2 separate regions of the Homo sapiens genome follow, and region 2 is linked to region 1. The links are chromatin loops, found by intact Hi-C in ENCODE. Cell type or tissue: OCI-LY7. All regions are shown on one strand. Links, peaks and the distances in the headings refer to the core of each region. The heading gives the core; the rest is flanking DNA. Region 1 overlaps BLNK (B cell linker). Region 2 overlaps CC2D2B (coiled-coil and C2 domain containing 2B).

What was found. Peaks named below come from ENCODE experiments on the same cell type or tissue, not always from the same donor. Only the 100,000 strongest peaks of a DNase experiment are listed, where the experiment ranks them.
Region 2: it touches region 1 in a loop (2.9-fold over the local background); 3 of 110 quality-filtered maps call a loop at or near these places.

Annotation. Positions count from the first base shown.
Region 1 is chr10:96,224,544-96,234,043 of GRCh38, reverse strand. It overlaps BLNK (B cell linker), which reads left to right. Exons shown (of 17, transcript NM_013314.4): 4 at 3,210-3,250; 5 at 6,478-6,634. It overlaps LOC124902487 (a long non-coding RNA gene), which reads left to right. Exons shown (of 3, transcript XR_007062255.1): 2 at 1-1,659; 3 at 1,763-2,310. Among named protein-coding and RNA genes, the nearest start is that of BLNK, 42 kb to the left of the region's middle. RefSeq lists enhancers at 4,069-4,128, 8,195-8,695. In OCI-LY7, for the core only: CTCF peaks have their summits at 4,094 and 4,313 (motif pointing left); a DNase peak (open chromatin) is centred at 4,303; H3K27ac peaks cover 3,185 bases.
Region 2 is chr10:96,030,383-96,039,882 of GRCh38, reverse strand. CC2D2B (coiled-coil and C2 domain containing 2B) reads right to left here. Exons shown (of 35, transcript NM_001349008.3): 35 at 6,138-8,063. The coding sequence ends at 7,875. All of the region lies in intron 2 of ENTPD1-AS1 (ENTPD1 antisense RNA 1), which reads left to right. Among named protein-coding and RNA genes, the nearest start is that of CCNJ, 8.4 kb to the left of the region's middle. In OCI-LY7, for the core only: no CTCF peak of the experiment used is centred there; a DNase peak (open chromatin) is centred at 5,062; H3K27ac peaks cover 394 bases.

The sequences.
Region 1 (9,500 bases), core at 474-8,473:
CAAGTTTCTCCACTGTAAAATAGAGATAAAAATAACACCTACCACATAGTGCTGTTATAAGAATACACTTTTATAACACTTAGCCTGGCACCCAGCACATAGGAAGTGTTCAGTAAATGGAATCTATTGTTGCTATCCTAATGTTCCTTTGTTTGAGTCATTTATTAGTTCACACATTTATTAATACATTAATTACAAATGCAAAATTCTGTCCAGATGCAAAGATAAATTAGATAGGCCTTATTTTCAGTACAGAGAGACATGAACAACTTAATCACAGCACAGGACAGAACGAAGTACATGTGACATCACGGTGCCACCAGCTTCCAAGAGGGCCCAGAAAAAGAAGTGATTGATTATGACAAGAGACTGTGGTAGACTTTGTGGAGGAGGAGTGATAGGGATTTCCATGGAAGAAAGAAGATGGGCTGCAGGAACGGCACGAGCAGAGCAGAGAATCAGCAAAGTGCACAACGGGAGGAGGAAGCTGTCTGGTGTTACTGTTAGTGAGCGTGGGAGCCTGCCGCAAGAAGTCGGTGGTGGGACAGAAGGCAGAGGCATTGGAATGTGTTGCCACAGAACCTCTACTTGATTCCATAGGGAGTCACTGATGACTCTTAAGGAAAGGAACAGCATAATCCAAACTTTATTTTAATAAAATAACTACAAACGGTAGGATGGATGGATTGGAGAAGAAAGATAATGGAGACAGGGACACTAGTTAGATGGCTAATGCACTACTTTCACCAGTGACTGATCATAAAATAGGCCCCCACTCACTGAGAAAGGGTGGAGCAAATGCAGTTATCCAGGCAGGGAAGTGGGTTTCATAAAGGCATTTTATAAGGGTTTCTATTTAAATGGTTGTTACAAAAACTCTTGCCATCTTAAGTGTTGATCTTCAGTGATCCCCAGACTTAAGGTATTAGAAACACATTGACCAGATGCAGTGGCTTATGCCTGTAATCCCAGCACTTTTGAAGGCAGAGGCAGGTGAGTCATTTGAACCCAGGAGTTCAAGACCAGCCTGGGCAACATGGCAAAACCCCATCTCTACAAAAAATACAAAAGTTAGCTGGGCATGGTGGCACGTGCCAGTTACTCAGGAGGCTGAGGTAGCAGGATCGCTTGCACCAAGGAGGTTGAGGCTGCAGTAAGCCATGATTGTGCCACTGCACTCCCACCTGGGCAACACAGTGAGACTCTGTCTCAAAAAAAAAAAAAAAGACTAGAAAAGAAAAAGAAACATACTCCCCCATTGTGCCAGGTAATCATATTGGGAAGAGGATTTATTCACCCAATCTTCTAGAGTTTCTTGGCCAACCCCAGTGATTGCAGTACACTCTAATTCAGCATTAGTCAACCCAAAGAATAATGTAAGAATTCTTTTCTGTTCACGTCAAAGTGTGACCCATGTTTGGCTTGTAGAGTGAGGCTCTTTCTTAGCACCTATCATGTTTTTCCCAAAAGAGGGTGCTGCTGCCGCCATTGCTTAAAATGTGGCCACTCCGATCCCACAGTATCCTTCCTGACCCCATTTCACCTCTGCAATTCCTTGCTGGTGCCTCTGGAGACCCCAAATGTTTGACTCTCTGGAGTCCGGTGGTCTGCTGTGGCAGGGGTAGAAATAGCAAAAACATAAAAATAAAACTAGAAAATGTTCTGTTGAGGTTCTGGGAAATTTAGGAACATCCACTGGGTCCTCTGTGGCAGTGGCTACTCAGCGGGGAATAGCAAAAACATAAAAATAAAACTAGAAAAGGTTCTGTTGAGGTTCTGGGAAATTTAGGAACATCCACTGGATCCTCTGTGGCAGTGGCTGCTCAGCGGGGCAGGAGGGAGCTGGGACCCTCTGTGGTGCTGTCATGGAGCCACTCTGCCACATGGGCCTGTGTCTGCTTGATTCCTACACAGCAGAGTGAATCCCATTTAACCTCTAAGGTCAGTTTATGTGATAGGCTAGATGCTAAGTTTCTCATACTCTAAATGTGTTTTGGAGGGAAAGGGGTCAAATATTCGCCTGGGCTGTCATAATTCAGACTTATTTTATTCTACAAGCTCATAAACTACTTAAGGGCCACAACCTGTCATATCCATTTTTCTATGCCCATGCAGAGCCCAGGACGGCACCTCCTGCCCCTGGAGCGAGGCAGCACCATGTGGGGGCTCAGCGCATGCCCGTGGAAGGCAACCTGTAGGGTTCAACTCCTGGCTCTGCCATTTATTACACTATCTGACCTTGGGCATGTGACTTATCTGCTCTAGGCCTCAGTTTCCTCACAAGGTTTAGGTGATTTTTTTTTTTTTTTTTTTTTTTGAGACAGGGTCTTACTCTGTCATCCCAGCTAGAGTGCAATGGCACAATCACAGCTCACTGCAGCCTCGACCCCCTGGGCTCAAGCAATCCTCCCATCTCAGCCTGCTAAGTAGCTGGAACTACAGATATGGACCACCACACCCAGCTAATTATTTTATTTTTTGTAGAGATGGGGCCTTGCCATGTTGTCCAGACTGGTCTTGAACTCCTGGGCTCAAGCAACCCTCCTGCCTTGGCCTCTCAAAGTGCTGGGACTACAGTGCTGGGATTACAGGCATAAGCCCCAACGCCCAGCCCCTCACAGCGTCTTTGAGAGGGCTAAAAGACGGCAAAGCTCTGATAATATTGCCTGGCACATACTAAGACATTGGATAATTTTTTTTTAACAAGAAAAGTCAAAGTTAGAGCCAGAGATGATCACAGAAATGATCCCCTCATTGTATAGATCTGGAAACCGAGGCTCAGAGATGTTAGAGGTCTTGCCCACACTCCAACGCATTCGGAACAGAGCCTGGATAAGAACTTAGGTCTGTCTGATTCCCTGTCCTGTGCTGTTCCTACTACGCCATCCTCTGAAGTCCTTAGAAGCCACATAGTATGAATTGTAGGTCTCTACTGGGGGACCCAGAAATGTCCCTTAACAAAGCCCACACATGGATCAGACGCACATTGCTCTGCCCAGTGGGACTTCTCTCTATGCTTTGAGAATTAATATTTTTTAAAAAGTCAAAAGCAAGTGAACATATGATTGTAGTAACTAACCCAAGGTCAAGTATATGGCACCAGAAAGCCCAAAGGGAAGGGAAGGCAGGTGCGAAATGTGTGTGGATGGGCTGGGGCTGGCCAGCTGAGGCTCACACTTGTGCCTTCTGCTTCTCCCCTGCTGTTGCAGAGAGCCCTGCTGACGAAGAGGAGCAGTGGTCCGATGACTTTGTAAGTATTTGCTCCTGGGACCAGGAGGGCATCAGGGTCCCATGGGAGGCCTTTTGAAGATCTTATTTCTGAATTACATGCTGGTGGTCAGCCGCACGTCCCAAGAGGGAAGACTTGGAAAGGTCACCTACAGGCAAGGCATACTGCATACCAGCTGACTTGACTGGCACTCAGTGTGCGCCTGGCTAAGAGCTTTCCACACATAACCTCATTTAAACCTTTGAGGTAGGTGTTCTTATGCCCAACTTCAGTGCTGGTGTTCAGAGTACTCACCAGCACATCCAAAACAGGTGTAAAAATGTTTAAATGTTTCCATATCAGTTAGCAAATGCCTCTGCCCTAAACTCCCCAGTGCCCATCACTGCCTGACCCCTGCCCAGGAGCCCTAAACGAACCAACAACTAAAGAATAAGTGTCTGGCACATCAGGGGGCCTCCAGGACCAAGGTCTAGAAAGTTTCAGTCACTTGCAGTTCCACAATTCAGACCCAGGCCCTCAGATCTCAGGACCAGGCTCTTTGCCACCAAGGTGCTTGCTGTGATCAAGAGAACATTAGCAGAGCTCCGGAGCCACAGAGAGAGGGACCTGGCCATGATGACACTGGGGATGTTGTATCAGAATTATCTCTTTGAGGTAGCTCTGAAATGTGCAAGGCCTGACATCCTAAAAACTTTTCTTCACAATAATTATTCCTCACTTATATCAAATTCATCCAGAATGTTAGCCTGCTCCAACCTGTGAGTTTTAGATCTGGAAGGGATCCAAGAAGCCTTCCATACAACCACATACCCATTTCACAGATAAGAAAACTGAGGCCAAGAGAATGAAAATCACCCAGTTCAGTGGAATGAGAACCCAGGACTCAGACCTCCAGTCCTGTGCCCAGCCCTGGGCTGTGCACACTACCTGGAGTTTATACAGAGTCTCAGAAGACAGGAGTTCCTCCTTCTTCAACTGCAGAAAAAGAAAAGAAAAATGAGGGGAAGGGGTGACTTTTCTGCCCATCTCTTGGTCATGGAGCTCCTCCTGGGGCCCAGCAGCCGCAGCTCCCTGAGATGCACTGCAGCTGCGCCCCCTGCTGGCTGCGCACGCGCGTGCACACACGAACACACACACACACACACACACACACACACACAGCCACATGTAAAGCAAAGAAATTGCTTGGTCCACATGCAGAGGTAAGAGAAGAAAACTGAGCAAGCTGGCTGGATGAAAAAGAGCACACAAGGGAACTTAGAAAGCACAAAATAAAATCAGCCTGGAGAGGAAGGAATTACTTGCCCCAAAATCAGACAACCAAAATGAAGATACCAGCTGTACTAAAGACTGAGTAAGCATTCACTCACAGCTCTTTTGACTTCAGTAGATGGATCCCCACTGCACGCAGAATGAAATCCAGGCTTGTTAATAAAGCCTCCAGAATTTCTTGATTTTAAACAAAAATCCTGCTATATGTTCTCATTCATTTGTAGGAGCTAAAAATTAAAACACTTGAACTCATAAAGACGGACAGTAGAATGATGTTTACCAGAGGCTGGGAAGGGTGGTCGAGGGGGCAGCAGGTGGGGGGAGGGAAACAGGGACAGTTAATGGGTGCAAAAATATAGTTAGGATGAATAAGACCTAGTGTTTGACAACAGGGTAACTACAGTCAACAATAATTTATTGTGCATTTAAAAATAACTAAAAGAATATAATTGGAATGTTTATAACACACACAAAAAATGAATGCTTGAGTGATGGATACCCCATTTACCCAGATGTTATTACTACACGTTGTATGCCTGTTTCAAAATATCTCATATACCCCATATATATATATACCTACTATGTACCCCTACAATTCTTTTTTTTTAAAGACCAACAGGAAAAAAAATCCTGCTATATAAAATTGCTTATGAAAGGCGACAGGCCAAAGAGCAAGTGGAAAGTCATGTACAGATCATGCAATGTGATAGGCAGAGTGTGAGGGCGGTGGACACAGAGGCCAGAGGACCTCTTATGTCCTGAGTCAAATATTTCCTCCACATGAATATATGTACAAACGGTATATACATAAACTACCTCTGAAAAACATGCACAAGAAACCTAGTGACTCTTTCTGCCTCTGCGGTGAGAAGCAGAGAGGCTGAGAAGGAGACTGCACTTTATATCCTTCTAAGCCATTTGGACTTCAGACCGTGACAATGTATTTTCAGTGTGGACTTAAATGAAATGTGGATTTTAAAAAAACAGGCCAGGCGCAGTGGCTCATGCCTGTAATCTCAGCGCTTTGGGAGGCCGAGGCTGGCAGATCACCTGAGGTCAGGAGTTTGAGACCAGCCTGGCCAACATGGTGAAACCCCAGCTTTACTAAAAATACAAAAATTAGCTGGGCGTGGTGGTGCAATTTGTAATCCCAGCTACTCCAGAGACTGAGACAGGAGAATAACTTGAACCCAGGAAGTAGAGGTTGCAGTGAGCTGAGATCCTGCCACTGCACTCTAGCCTGGGCGACAAAGCAAGACTCGGTTTCAAAAAAAAATTAGCCAGGCACGGTGGTGCATGCCTGTAATCCCAGCTACTTGGGAGACTAGGGCAGGAGAATCGCTGGAACCCAGGAGGCAGAGGCTGCAGTGAGCTGAGATTGCGCCACTGCACTCCAGTCTGGGCAACAGAGTGAGACTCCATCTCAAAAACAGGAAAAAAAAAAAAAGAAAAAAAAGAGAGCAAACCCTGAGTCCATTTGAAGCCTTGACCCTGCAGCTTACCAATTCTGCTTGAAATTTTTAAAAAATCTCATCTGAAAGATATCTAGCTGGCCCTGTGTGTCTCCTCACCCTCTTCGTATTAAACCTATTTTCTCTTCAGTGATCAGCATTCATAATAGATAAAACCCATTGGTTATTCTATTTTATTGGGCCATTTTCCTATCTTTTAAAAATATGTTTTATTATCTCCTCTTGTTATTTGTTGTGGATCTACAGAGTGTCAGCTCCCATTAGCGTTAAGTAGTTCCTGTGTCCCCCAAGGACAGTGCAGTGGTGGAGACGATAAACTTTGGAGGCAGAAAGGCCTGCTTCAAACCCCAGCTTTGCCTCTTATCGGCTGCCTAGCCTTTTGAAGTCAACCTCTCCAAGCCTTGTCTCCTGTCACTGCTCTGGCCTCCCAAGGCAGGAATGGTCCTGACGGCCAGGCAGCACAGACGGGGATGCTGAGCACAGTGTCTGCATCTGCACTTGCAGGACAGCGACTATGAAAATCCAGATGAGCACTCGGACTCAGAGATGTACGTGATGCCCGCCGAGGAGAACGCTGATGACAGCTACGAGCCGCCTCCAGTAGAGCAGGAAACCAGGCCGGTTCACCCAGCCCTGCCCTTCGCCAGAGGCGAGTATATAGGTGAGGTCCCCCGCAGACCTGGGCACTCGGCCTTCCAGGCCCATGGGGAGGTGGGGGTGTCCAAGATTGCGGGGTGGGGACAAACCTGGCTGCTGCTTGAGGGCCTCTGCCAGCCGCCCGCTCCCGCCACCTCCAAGCAGGGGATCTGGGCTCCGAGGTAAAGGATCCCAAGCTGTAGGGCTTTCCCATTCCAGGGGAAGAGGCGTCTTTCCTAGATTGGGAACATTGAAAGCAGGCATAAACAAACAAACAAACAAACAAACAAACAACAAACCCAGCATACCCTGATGGTTGTGCTCCCTCCCAACACTCCAAGGGAAAGCAACCCTGAGATTAGTCCCACTTTTAGGGCTTCGTGTGCTCAAGGTTCTGGGATTTCTCTTAAGAAGTCTGTACAAAACAATGACCTTCGAGGATCCCAGTGTCTGCCTCACCTTCCTCCCATGCCTAGTCCAGACTATGCGGTTTTACCAGGGGATACAGGTGCTCAGGAGCCCCAAGCCTGGAATAAGCCTCATGGGTTAAATGGACACAGCTTGGGTCTGTTTTTTTTTTTGTTTTGTTTTGTTTTTTTGCGACAGAGTCTCACTCTGTCACCCAGGCTGGAGTGCAGTGGCATGAACTCGCTTCACTGCAACCTCTGCCTCCTGGGTCCAGCCTCCTGCCTCAGCCTCCCGAGTAGCTGGGTCCACAGGCACCCACCACCACGCCTGGCTAACTTTTGTATTTTTAGTAGAGACAGGATTTCCTCATGTTGGCCAGGCTGGTCTCAAACTCCTGACCTCAAGTGATACAACCGCCTCGGCCTCCCAAAGTGCTGGGATTACAGGCATAAGCCACTGCGCCTGGCCCCAAGTATGCATTTTAATGCCCATCTTTGTTCCAGTCTTGGCAGGTGACTAAGTTCCCCAAAGGTTCAGAGAGCAAGTATGTCTGTGATGGTCATGGCGATGCCAGCATTTGTATGGACCGGCTCTACATGTAATATCTCACTGCCATTAACCCCCTCCTTACAGTGTACCAGGCACTGCTCCTTGCTTCACTGAATGAAAGTAAAGTGAAGGCCAGCTGGGCTTACTGGGTTGCCACAGTTGATCTTTTGAGCACCTGCCATGCACCAGAACTATGCTAAGCACTGAGCATTCAGCTGCACTCAAGATGCACATACTCCCAGAGATCTTCTAATTTACAGTTTAGTGCTTTCCCCTGGGGGTCTACTTAACCTCCTCGATAATCCTGAAAGAGGTCAGAGGAGTGAACTGACTGGGCCAAGATCCTCTAAGTGATGGAGCTGGGATACAAGCCAGGGCTCTCAGCTTCCGAAGCCCAGCTCATCACAACTCGGCTCTGTGCACCACCCACCATACTTGGTGAATGATCTTTTTCAATCATCACAGCAACCCTGGGGAGGAAAGGGCTACTGCAATTCAGGGTGGTTAAGTGGCTCACTCAAGAACACACTCTTGGCCAAGCGCGGTGGCTCACACCTGTAATCCCAGCACTTTGGGAGGCCACAGTGGATGGATCACCTGACGTCAGGAGTTCAAGACCAGCCTGGCCAACATGGCAGAACCCCGTCTCTATTAAAAATACAAAAAAATTAGCCGGGCATGGTGGTGCATGCCAGTAATCCCAGCTACTAGGGAGGCTGAGGCAGTAGAATCACTTGAACCCGGGAGGCGGAGGTTGCAGTGAGCCAAGATCGCACCACTGCACTCCAGCCTGGGCAACAAGAGTGAAACTCTGTCTCAAAAAAAAAAAAAAAAATCACACTCTTCAAAGCCTGTCTCCTGTGTTTTGCTACTTCTGATGGGCTTAAATATTACATTAAATATTTGTTTACTCAGAAATCTGAGTAAACTCCAGGAGCTGCAAATAAAACTGACAAGAGTTATAGGCACAGAAGGAAGGATGCCCTCATGCCTGAGTACAGCCACACCACCAGAAAGAGGCTTCTGAGGAGGCAGCGGAGGTGAAGTTAACCACATACCTTCAACAAGGAGTGAGGGCTGAGGGCAGGGGCAGGCACCAGGAGCATAGAGGCGAGGGCCTAACAGGCAAGGACAGCTGCACCGGGCGAGGTGGGGCTGTCACAGGAAGCAGCAGCAAGAGGCCAGTGATGCAATCCAGAGGCCAGTGCTAGCACCTGTGCTGTTCCCAGTATGAAGAACATGCCAGGTTATTCCTATGCCAAGATTTTCCTAAAACACATCAGTCTGAATCTATGCTCAGCTCACTGAATCACTGGGTAGACTTGAGGCCGCCTAACGCCTCTCTCACATGGCACAGGTGATATAAGTTCTACTTATTAGGCAGACACACTGTACCTACTGCCTTCACTGCAATCTTCCTAATCCCCTCAAGATCTCTAAGGTCGATATTACGATCCTCATTTTAAAAATGAAGAATGTTGGCCAGGCGTGGTGGCTCATGCCTGTAATCCTAACACTTCAGGAGGCTGAGGTGGGTGAATCACTTGGGGTCAGGAGTTCAAAACCAGCCTGGCCAACATGGTAAAACCCCATCTCTACTAAAAATACAAAAATTAGCCAGGCATGGTGGTGGGTGCCTGTAATCCCAGCTACTTCAGAGGCTGAGGCAGGAGAATCACTTGAACCTGGGAGGCGGAGGTTGCAGTAACCAGAGATCATGCCACTGCACTCCAGCCTGGGCAACAGAGCAAGACTTTGTCTCAAAAAAATAAAAAATTAAAAAATTAAAAATAACAATGAAGAATGTGAGTCCCAGAGAGGTTGAATAACCAGCCCCAAAGAGCACAGCTAGTGAGTGGCAGAGCAAGGGACAGAACTCAGATCCAGTTGGCCTTAGAGCCTGACTCCTTTTCTGATACCTGATGAGAAGGACA
Region 2 (9,500 bases), core at 469-8,468, 190 kb after region 1:
ACTGGAATTACCTGTCAACTCTCCTGGTCTCCAGCTCCTGACAGCAGATCTTGGGACTCCTCAGCCTTTATGATCATGTAAGATATAGATATATAACTATAGATATAGATATAATTCCTTAGTTTATATATCTGTATCTCTGTGTATATGCATATACACACATATATATGCAGATAGATAGGTAAATACACACATATGCACATGCACATTCTGTTGGTTCTGTTTCTCTGGAGAACCCTAACACAATGGATTAAGCCAGCTTCACCCTGTCTCTCCCACCGAATGTAACTATAAAATCTGGACAGACTGCATGAGCAGCTATTTGAAGACAATGTAAAGTAAATAGTAGCAGGCAAGTGGGGAGGAAGACCTTAATTTGAAATATCACCAAACTGGTGGTGAGTTACCCCTTCTTCCTCCAGGATTCCCCAGCTTGGATTCAGGAAGCCTGAAATCTAGAAATGGGCACCAGGGCACAGAAAGGGAGAGCCCTAGGAGAATCCCTTTTGTTATAAGGAACAGCAAAGGAGTCTCCTAATGATCAGAGTGAGGCAATTCCCATTTATTTATTTTTTCTTTCTTTTCTCTCTCTCCTGCTGTAGCCCCCAGGCATTCTTCAGCAGATTGGTGGTAGCCACAACAGTGGTAATAGGGGCCAACAGGTGCCGAAAACTTAGGAAAGGAAAGCCTCTTATCTGATCAGAACAGCTGTGGTTGTTTGTTTTCCTTTGTCTTCCCACTGCCTTACTCTGGATGGAGGTACAATAATGGGAAGTGTGGGCAAAGAGGTGTAACTAAAAACCACAGCTTTATGGCTGGAGAACTGAAAAAGGGAGGCCCAGGGAACTGAAAAGTACTGGGGAGACTGTGGAGAGGGAGGAGCAGCTTTGGAAAATGATCCCACAAAGTGCTTATGAACAACTGGGCTTACCTCTGAGTTGTGCATACATAGATCCACTCTGAAAAGACTAAAAACTCAGAACTGCCCAGAGCAGTGGCTGGCCACTAAGCAGCACACATATGTGACAGATCTGAGTAGCACAGAAAGACTTTGAAAATGGACCTGACATCGAAACCACAACCCACAAAAGGCTAGCCAGAACTTGCAGCCTGAACTCAACCAGATTGGTTCCCGGCTACAACAAAAAACATCAACATTCTCCAAAAGATTTAAGTAAGACGTAGATCTCCTAACATACAGCATATTCAAATTGCCCTGGATACAACCCAAATTACTCAGCCTATGAAGAACAAAAACAAATCTCAATTCTCATGGGAAAGACAATCAACAAACACTAACACTAAGATGACAGAGAATTATTTGACAAGACTTTAAAATAGCTATTATAGTAATGCTCCAAGAAGAGAAAACTTTCTTGAAATGAATGGAAAGATAAGAAGTTTCAGCAAATAAATAGAATACATAAAGAAGAAATTAGATGGAAAATTTATAACTAAAAAGATAGAAAAAAACAAAACTTAAAAACACTCATGGGATGGGCTCATTAGGAGAATGGAGATGTCAGAGTAGTCAGTGAACTTCAAGGTAGATCAATAGAAATAGTACAACCTGAAAAAAAGTTGGAAACAAATGAACAGAGACTTGGAGACCTGTGGGATAATACCCAGTGGTCTAATGCTTATGTCATTGGAGTCTCTGAAGGAAAGGAGAAAGAATATGGTACAGAAATATTTGGGAGAATAATGGCTGAAAATTCCTCTAATTTGAGAAAAGACAAAAACAGATTCAGAAACTCAGGTGATGCTAACAAGGATAAACCCAAAGAAATCTATACCCACACACATAATAAAACTGCTAAAAACTAGGCTGGGCACAGTCGCTCAAACCTGTAATACCAGCACTTTGGGAGACCAAGGTGAGTGGATCACTTGAGGCCAGGAGTTTGAGACCAGCCTGGACAACATGGTGAAACCCCATCTCTACTAAAAATACAAAAATTAGCTGGGCGTGGTGAGGTGCACCTGTTATCCCAGCTACTTGGGAGGCTGAGGCAGAAGAACTGCTGGAACGTAGGAGGTGGAGGTTGCAGTGAGCCAAGATTAAGCCATTGCACTCCATCCTGGGTGACAGAGCAAGACTCTGTCTCAAAAACAAACACACACACAAAAAACCCTTCTAAAAAACTAGAGAAAAAAATTGAAAACAACCAGAGAGAAACAAAACATTACTTATAGGGGAAGAATGAAAAATTCAACGTATGGTGGGTCTCTCACCAGAAACCAAGAAGACCAGAGAGAAATAGAACAAAATTTTTTAAATGCTGAGGTGCCACAGAAAAGAATGAAATCATGTCCTCTGCAGCAACATGGTTGTAGCTGGAGACCATTATCCTAAGTGAATTAATGCAGGAACAGAAAATCAAATATCACATTCTCACAAGTGGGAGCAAAACATTGGGTACTCATGGACATAAAGATGGCAACAATAGACACTGGGTACTACTAGAGCAGGGAGGGAGAGAAGGGGGGAAGGACTGAAAAACTAACTGTTGGTTACTATCCTCACTACCTGAGTGATGGGCTCATTCATATCTGCAACCTCAGCATCATTCAATATATCCATGTAACAAACCTACACATATGCCCCCTTAATCTAAAATAAAGGTTGAAATTTGTTTTTAAGTCCTGAGAGAAAAGAACTGTCAGGCCCAGAATTCTAATCCTGCAAAAATATCATTCAGAAATGAAATTAAAGACATTTGAAGATGAAAGAAAACAAAGACTTGTTGTCAGTAAACCTGCTCTAAAAGAATTGCTAAAGGACATTTTTTAAACAGAAGGGAAATAATACCAGAAGGAAACTTAGCACATCAGGAATGAAGGAAGAACAACAGAGTGATAAATGTTTGGGTAAACATTCTTTTCCACTTGAGTTCTTTAAAATACATTTGATGGTTAAAAGCAAAAATGTGAACATTGTCTTCTAGTGTTTTCAGCATATACTTCAACAGATACAATATATTAGACAATTATACCATAAAGGCAGAAGTACAAAAGAATATGTGGTAAGATTTCTACATTCCACTTAAAAGTGGTAAAAAGTAGATTCTGTGTAGGCTGTGAAAAGTTAAATGTGTATTAGGATAATCCCTAGAAAAACTTAAAAAATATATACAAAAACATATAGTCAAAAATATAATAGATACATTAAAATGAAATACTAAGAAATGTTCAAATAACCTGAGAAAGCAGGAAAGAGGAAACAGTGGAACTGAAACAGAGCAAATGAAATGCAAATAATGAAATGATAGACCTAAGTCCAAACATACCAACAATTACATTAAGTGTAAATTGTCTAAACACACCAATTAAAAAAGATTATCAGAGGGTATAAAAAATATCATAGGCCAGGCATGGTGGCTCACGCCTGTAATCCCAGCACTTTGGGAGCCTGAGGTGGGCAGATCATGAGGTCAGGAGATCAAGACCATCCTGGTCAACATGGTGAAACCCCAGCTCTACTAAAAATACAAAAAATCAGCTGGGCATGGTGGTGCACACCTGTAATCCCAGGTACTTGGGAGGCTGAGGCAGGAGAATTGCTTGAACCCAGGAGTCGGAGGTTGCAGTGAGCCGAAATTGCACCACTGCACTCCAGCCTGGCGACAGAGCGAGACTTCATCTCAAAACAAAACAAAAACCGTAACTCAGGTATATGCTGTCTACAAGAAACTCATTTCAACTATAATTATATAGGTATGTTAAAAATAAAAAAATGAAAATATGTATACCACACAAACCCTAATCAAAAGAAAGCTGGAGTAGCTACATTAACATCAGACAAAACAGACTTCAGAGCAAAGAAAATTACTGAGACTAAAGAGGGACATTGTATAATGATAAAAGAGTTAATTCATTAAGGAGACATAAATCCTAAATGTGTGTCCATCTAACAATAGAACTTAAAATACATTAAACAAAAACTAACAAAACTGAAAGAAGAAATAAACTCCCTGGCCAACATGGTGAAACCTCATCTCTACTAAAAGTACAAAAATCAGCCAGGCATTGTGGCAGGCGCCTGTAATCCCAGCTACTCAGGAGGCTGAGGCAGGAGAATCGCTTAAACCTTGGAGGTGGAGGTTGCAGTGAGTTGAGATTGTGCCACTGAACTCCAACCTGAGTGGCAGAATGAGACTCCTTCTCAAAAAAAAAGACATAGAGAAACTTATAATTACAGTTGGTAACTTCAACACTCCTCTTTCAGTAATAGAACTCATAGACACAAAAGTAGCAAGGATATAGGAAAAATAAACAACATGTCAACCAAATGGACTAAAAGAAATTCCCATCAGTAGGGGAATGGTTTGAATAAGCTGTAATAAATAACATTTACAACCAAGGTTTCTACATACTACACAACTCTAGGGGTCCTTGCACATAAACTTTCGAGTCATGTGGTGCATAACCTCCTTAAGTGTATGCAGTGGTCCTGCCCACACTGTAGAATGTTATGCATCCTTTAGGAAACATGAATAGTTCACTTGGAGGTGTTTTACTATTTTTGAAGGAAAAAAACAATATGCAGAAAAACATATGTCATCTCATTTTTCTAAGACAGTAACAGATGCATATATGTGCATGTGTGTGTGTGTTGGCATATGAATATTTGAGAATGTTGGTGAAGTGAAAGGATACATGCAACATGGTTGGTAAGAAGGTAGAAGAAGTGAACAATGTGGGTGGGGAGAGGAGAGCAGTGGACAGAGACTCAAGCGAAAAAAAGAAAAAACCTGCATTTCAAAAAACATGATGACATTTATGCACTTATATAAAATAATGAGTATCTGTAAAAAATAGTTTTTAAAGTAATTTCAAATATAAAAAAGAAAAATATTATTTTATTCAGTTGCTTAAAACTTTTCAATGATTTCCTGTTGCACTGTAAATAAAATCCAAACTCTTTACCAAGACCTACGTGATCTGGTCCTATCTACCTCTCCAGACTTATGTGCTACTACTCTCCCTTCCCCAGGCAAGTCTCTTTTTGGACAGAAGGACTTCACAGTTGCAGTTCCCTCTACCTCAAATGCTTTTTGCCACTGGTCTTTGCATGACTGGCTTCCTCTCATCTGTGGCAGACTCTGATTTGCCTACCCAACAGCCACCCTCTCCTCCTTCCTTACCAATAGGATACTGACTTTAGTTGGGAGAGCAATATGTCCATTTAAAATACTTGATCTCCCAGGCTCCCTTATGGCTAGGAGTGATACAGTTCTGGCCAAAGGGATATAAGTAGAAGTTACTGGCATGGCTTCTTGGCAAGCTTTCTTAAAAGAATGGAACCAGTTGGCATCGTCTGTCTTCCCCTTCCTTTTCTACATTTTTAAGCCATGAAAATGGTTGTGAAGCTAGAACTGAGGTTCTCAAAGTGTGGTCCCCAGATCAGCCGTCTCAGCATCACCAGGGAACTTACATGTGCAAATTATCAGGCATCACCCTGATAATTTCTGAATCAGAAACCCTGGGGGTGGGGCCCAGCAATCTGTGTTTCAACAAGCCCTTCAGGTGATTTTTATACCTGCTGAAATTTGAAAGCCACTGGGCTAGAAAATAGAAGTCTCTTTAGAGATCGCAAAGAAATTGGATGAAGTTAGTAGGCCTCTTGCACCAAACTTGGACTGCCTCCTCTGGACTTGGAGACATGTGAAAAATAATCCCTATTTGGTTAAGCTACTGTGGTTAGGTTTCTGTTACACGCAACTGAATGCAATTCTAATGTTAAATCATTTTTAAAATATCAGCTTAAATGTTATCTCCTTAGGCCTTCCCTGACTGCTCTGCTTATACCCTTCATCCCCACCAAAGTCCTTCTCTATCATCCCATCCTATTTGTTTCCTTTAGAGCACTCATCACACCCTGAAATCTTCTCACTTACTTGCTGTGGTTTGTTTCCCCTTTAAAAATGTAAGACTCACACTGGTAGAGTCTTTGTCTTTTCACCACTGTGCTCCAGCACATTATTAAATAGATAATACACAGTATCTGGCATGTAATGGATGCCCTGTAATTATTTATGGAATGATATAAAGAACTTTGCAATTATACATTCCACTTAAAATCATGTATTTTTCAAATGTTTTCATGAAAAAAAGATTCATTACAGATAATTTCATGATTTTCAGGAAAAAATTTAATTGAAAAAGTAACACTCATGTAAAAAGGATACAATATAAAAAGGTCCTCCATGCTTTCCTATGAACACTTGCTACCCTACTCTTAAGCAGTCTATCAATTCTAAAAACCCTGAACAACAAATAAAATAGCTATGTAAATATTCAAAGCTGTACAGAAATGAGTTGCATGAATTCAGTCTGTCTTTGGCATCCTCATCTTTCCATCAGCATCATTTTGTGCTAAATCAATCAAAGTGGGGGACTTGTTTAATAATAAAACTTCACATTAAATTTAAACAAAAACATTCAAATAAAAGTAAAAATTCTGATCAGTTTTCTTATGCATGCCACAAGACACATACAGTTAGGTTTTAACCTGGGAGAAAAAAACATTCCTTCACCCATGTCCCTACTTTGCCTCTTCTAGTAATCTCAAGCTTGGTCCAAGACTAACATCACCACAAATAAGTGAGGCCTTTTCTGGCACCAGCCCATGCACATTTAGGAAACAGATACAGATTGGGTATTCCCTGCAGATACATTTGGGGTCTCTGCTCTCTGCTTGTGGGAGTGAACCAAGAAACCTCAGTGGTTCTTCAATGGGAGAGGTGAATGTTCTTTTATCTTTACCTCATACAAAACTGCTCTGGTCAACCTTTGGAAATCCATACTCCTTGATTATTTCTTTTTGATAAGTTATTTTGTCATATGTAAGTAAATTATATAAACACATTTCTTTTAATGAAGGACAAAACAATAAACTAGAAGAAAGTATAGTGCTTCCTACTTAGACCCCTGTCCAGTCTTTCTTGAGGGGCTCTTAGGATCTAGATAAGCCACTACTAAGAAAGAAAAGCAGCAAAAAGTGCCAGAGGCAGAGTTGGGGGCTGCTCACTAAGGAAAAAAAGAGTCCTGAGATTTGTCAAGACCATTTCCTCCCTCACAGAATTGGGAGAAATTAGAGTTTCCTGGGAGTTCCTTCCAAATACATGGAGCTGTAAGAATTTCATGTCAGTAGCATCCAAAGTGCAAACTTTTGAGAAGCTTCCAGAAGCCAACATCAGCCCAACATGGTAGATTTTATTTTATTTTTCTTTACCAGTGAAATAACATTTTATCCATGAGAGGCAATGACCTTAGTTTTCCACTCGAGCAGCTTCCATCTGAAATTGTATCAGACCCAGCATCAAACGTACCAGCCTTAGTTTAGTAGTGACAACATTCTATAAGGCTGGGCTCTCCCTCATAACAGTGCATCAGAATTATCTGGGGAGCTTGTTGAAAATAATGCAGAGTCTGTAGCTTCACTCCCAGAGGTGCTGATTCAGTGGGTCTTGAGGAGGATCTAGTAATCTGCATTTTCAACAAGGCTCTCCAGATGATTCAAATGGAGGTGGTGTGAATTCTACAATTTGAGAAACATTGGTCTTAGGAGAAGAGGCCAAAATTGCTTCTTTCCCAGAATAAGACCTACTGCAGACAGTGACCCAAGAAAGCCAGACTATCCAAAGGTCCTTCCTGGAGAGGTCTCTGGTGAGAAGCTCATCTAGACTCCTCCTCAAAGACTCACTCAGGGGTGCGAGTCTCCATAGTGCCCAGCTCTGTAAGTGAATCAAAAATTGGGCCCAGCACTTAGCTGGACTTGAGAATAAACAGCAAAATCTCAAGGTACCAGAAAAGTTTTTGTTGGTACTAGAGGACTATAGTACAATCTTTTACTTTGCTCTGCTTCCTTTTCATTGATGTTGAACTAAGGAAGCCAAATAGACCCACACAGATAATATGTTGTTTGGGTATGGGTGAATGTATACAGCTAAAGCAAATTCTGTCTGGGGAAATTCAGCAGAGTGAATTCCAGTTTGATAAACAGCATCAATAATTGACTGTACATCAATGTATGGCATCTGGATGGGAAATCCCGTGACCTGGATCAAAGACAGAACAGCACATAAACCCACATTACAACTGGGTAATCTGGAATTACTGTATGCAAAAAGATCACAAAAGCCTCAAAGAAATAGTACTCATAAAATACTATAATAGTTGTCTGTGGGTGCCAAATTATGTTCTAGGTACAGCTAAATGCTTCACATACATATTTAATCCTCAAACAACCCTATGAGGTAGGTATTACTATAATCCTTACTTTACAGATAGGAGCACAACCAGGTCTGAGTCCAAAGCCTGCACATGTAACATTCCACAAACTTTCTAGAGAGCAAACTGCTGGTGAGAAAATTACTTGATTCTACATATGGGGGATTTAAGTGAGAATTTCAGAACAATTTATTCAACATCGATTCAGTTTATGTTTATTAAGTGACTACTATGTGATGGGATTAAAGGATTGTGGAACATGGTCCCATGGAAAATTACCTGTTTAATAATACATAGATGACAACCATTCTTTCACACTGTAATTGCTTAGCTCAGGAGGATTTTCCTGATCCTTAAATCTGTTCACACGCTCTTCCCATGTAGTTGTGTAGCACACTGTCCTTCCTTGAGCTTACTTAATAAAATATGTTGCAATTACCTGTTTTCTGGTCTCTCTCTAACTAACCCATAATCTCTGCAGATGTACAAGACTGTATCTGTCCTGTGTACTACTATAACTCCAGTGTCCAGCATAATGCCTGGCACATAGAAGAAAAAAAATAGATAGCATTTACTAAATACTTACTAGGTGTTGGGTGCCATGGTAATTATTAACTCACATAATCCTCAAGACAATGATAAAATGATAACTTTTTTAAAAAAATTCCTGTTTTCTAATGGAGTAGAGGGTATAGAGAGATTCGGTCACTTGCCCTAGGTCAAAGCTACTGAGTAGTTAAACTAGGATTTGAGCATGGGCTGCAGGGTTTAGTCCAGTTTTATTGTAGACTATGTATTACTAAATTGATTATTTTACATAGGTACTCCACATTTTAAACCTTGGCTTATATTTAACTATGCTTTATTATCTGTTTATCTCCTAATTCTACTAAAAACAAAGCAAAACCTACCTTACTTCTTTTACCATATGAGGAAACAGCAAGAAGGTGTATTATATATACAAGAACCCCTTTTCTGCCAGCACTTTGATCTTGGAATTCCCAGCTTCCAGAACCATGAGAAATAAATTTCTATTGTTTATAAGCTTTAAAATAAAGCAAAGCAAAGCAAAAACAACTTCCTCCCTATTCATGAGTGAATAGTGCCTGTAGATCCCTCCCTCCCCACCTAAGTACTCAACTCCCAATAGATTCCTTACTTCATCTCAGAGAGTTCCCTAGCAGACACCCTCTAGTCTATTGCATGGTAAGGGGAAGGAGTCTCACTCTTGGGAGGCTGAGGTTTTCAAAAACCCACTGGGCCAG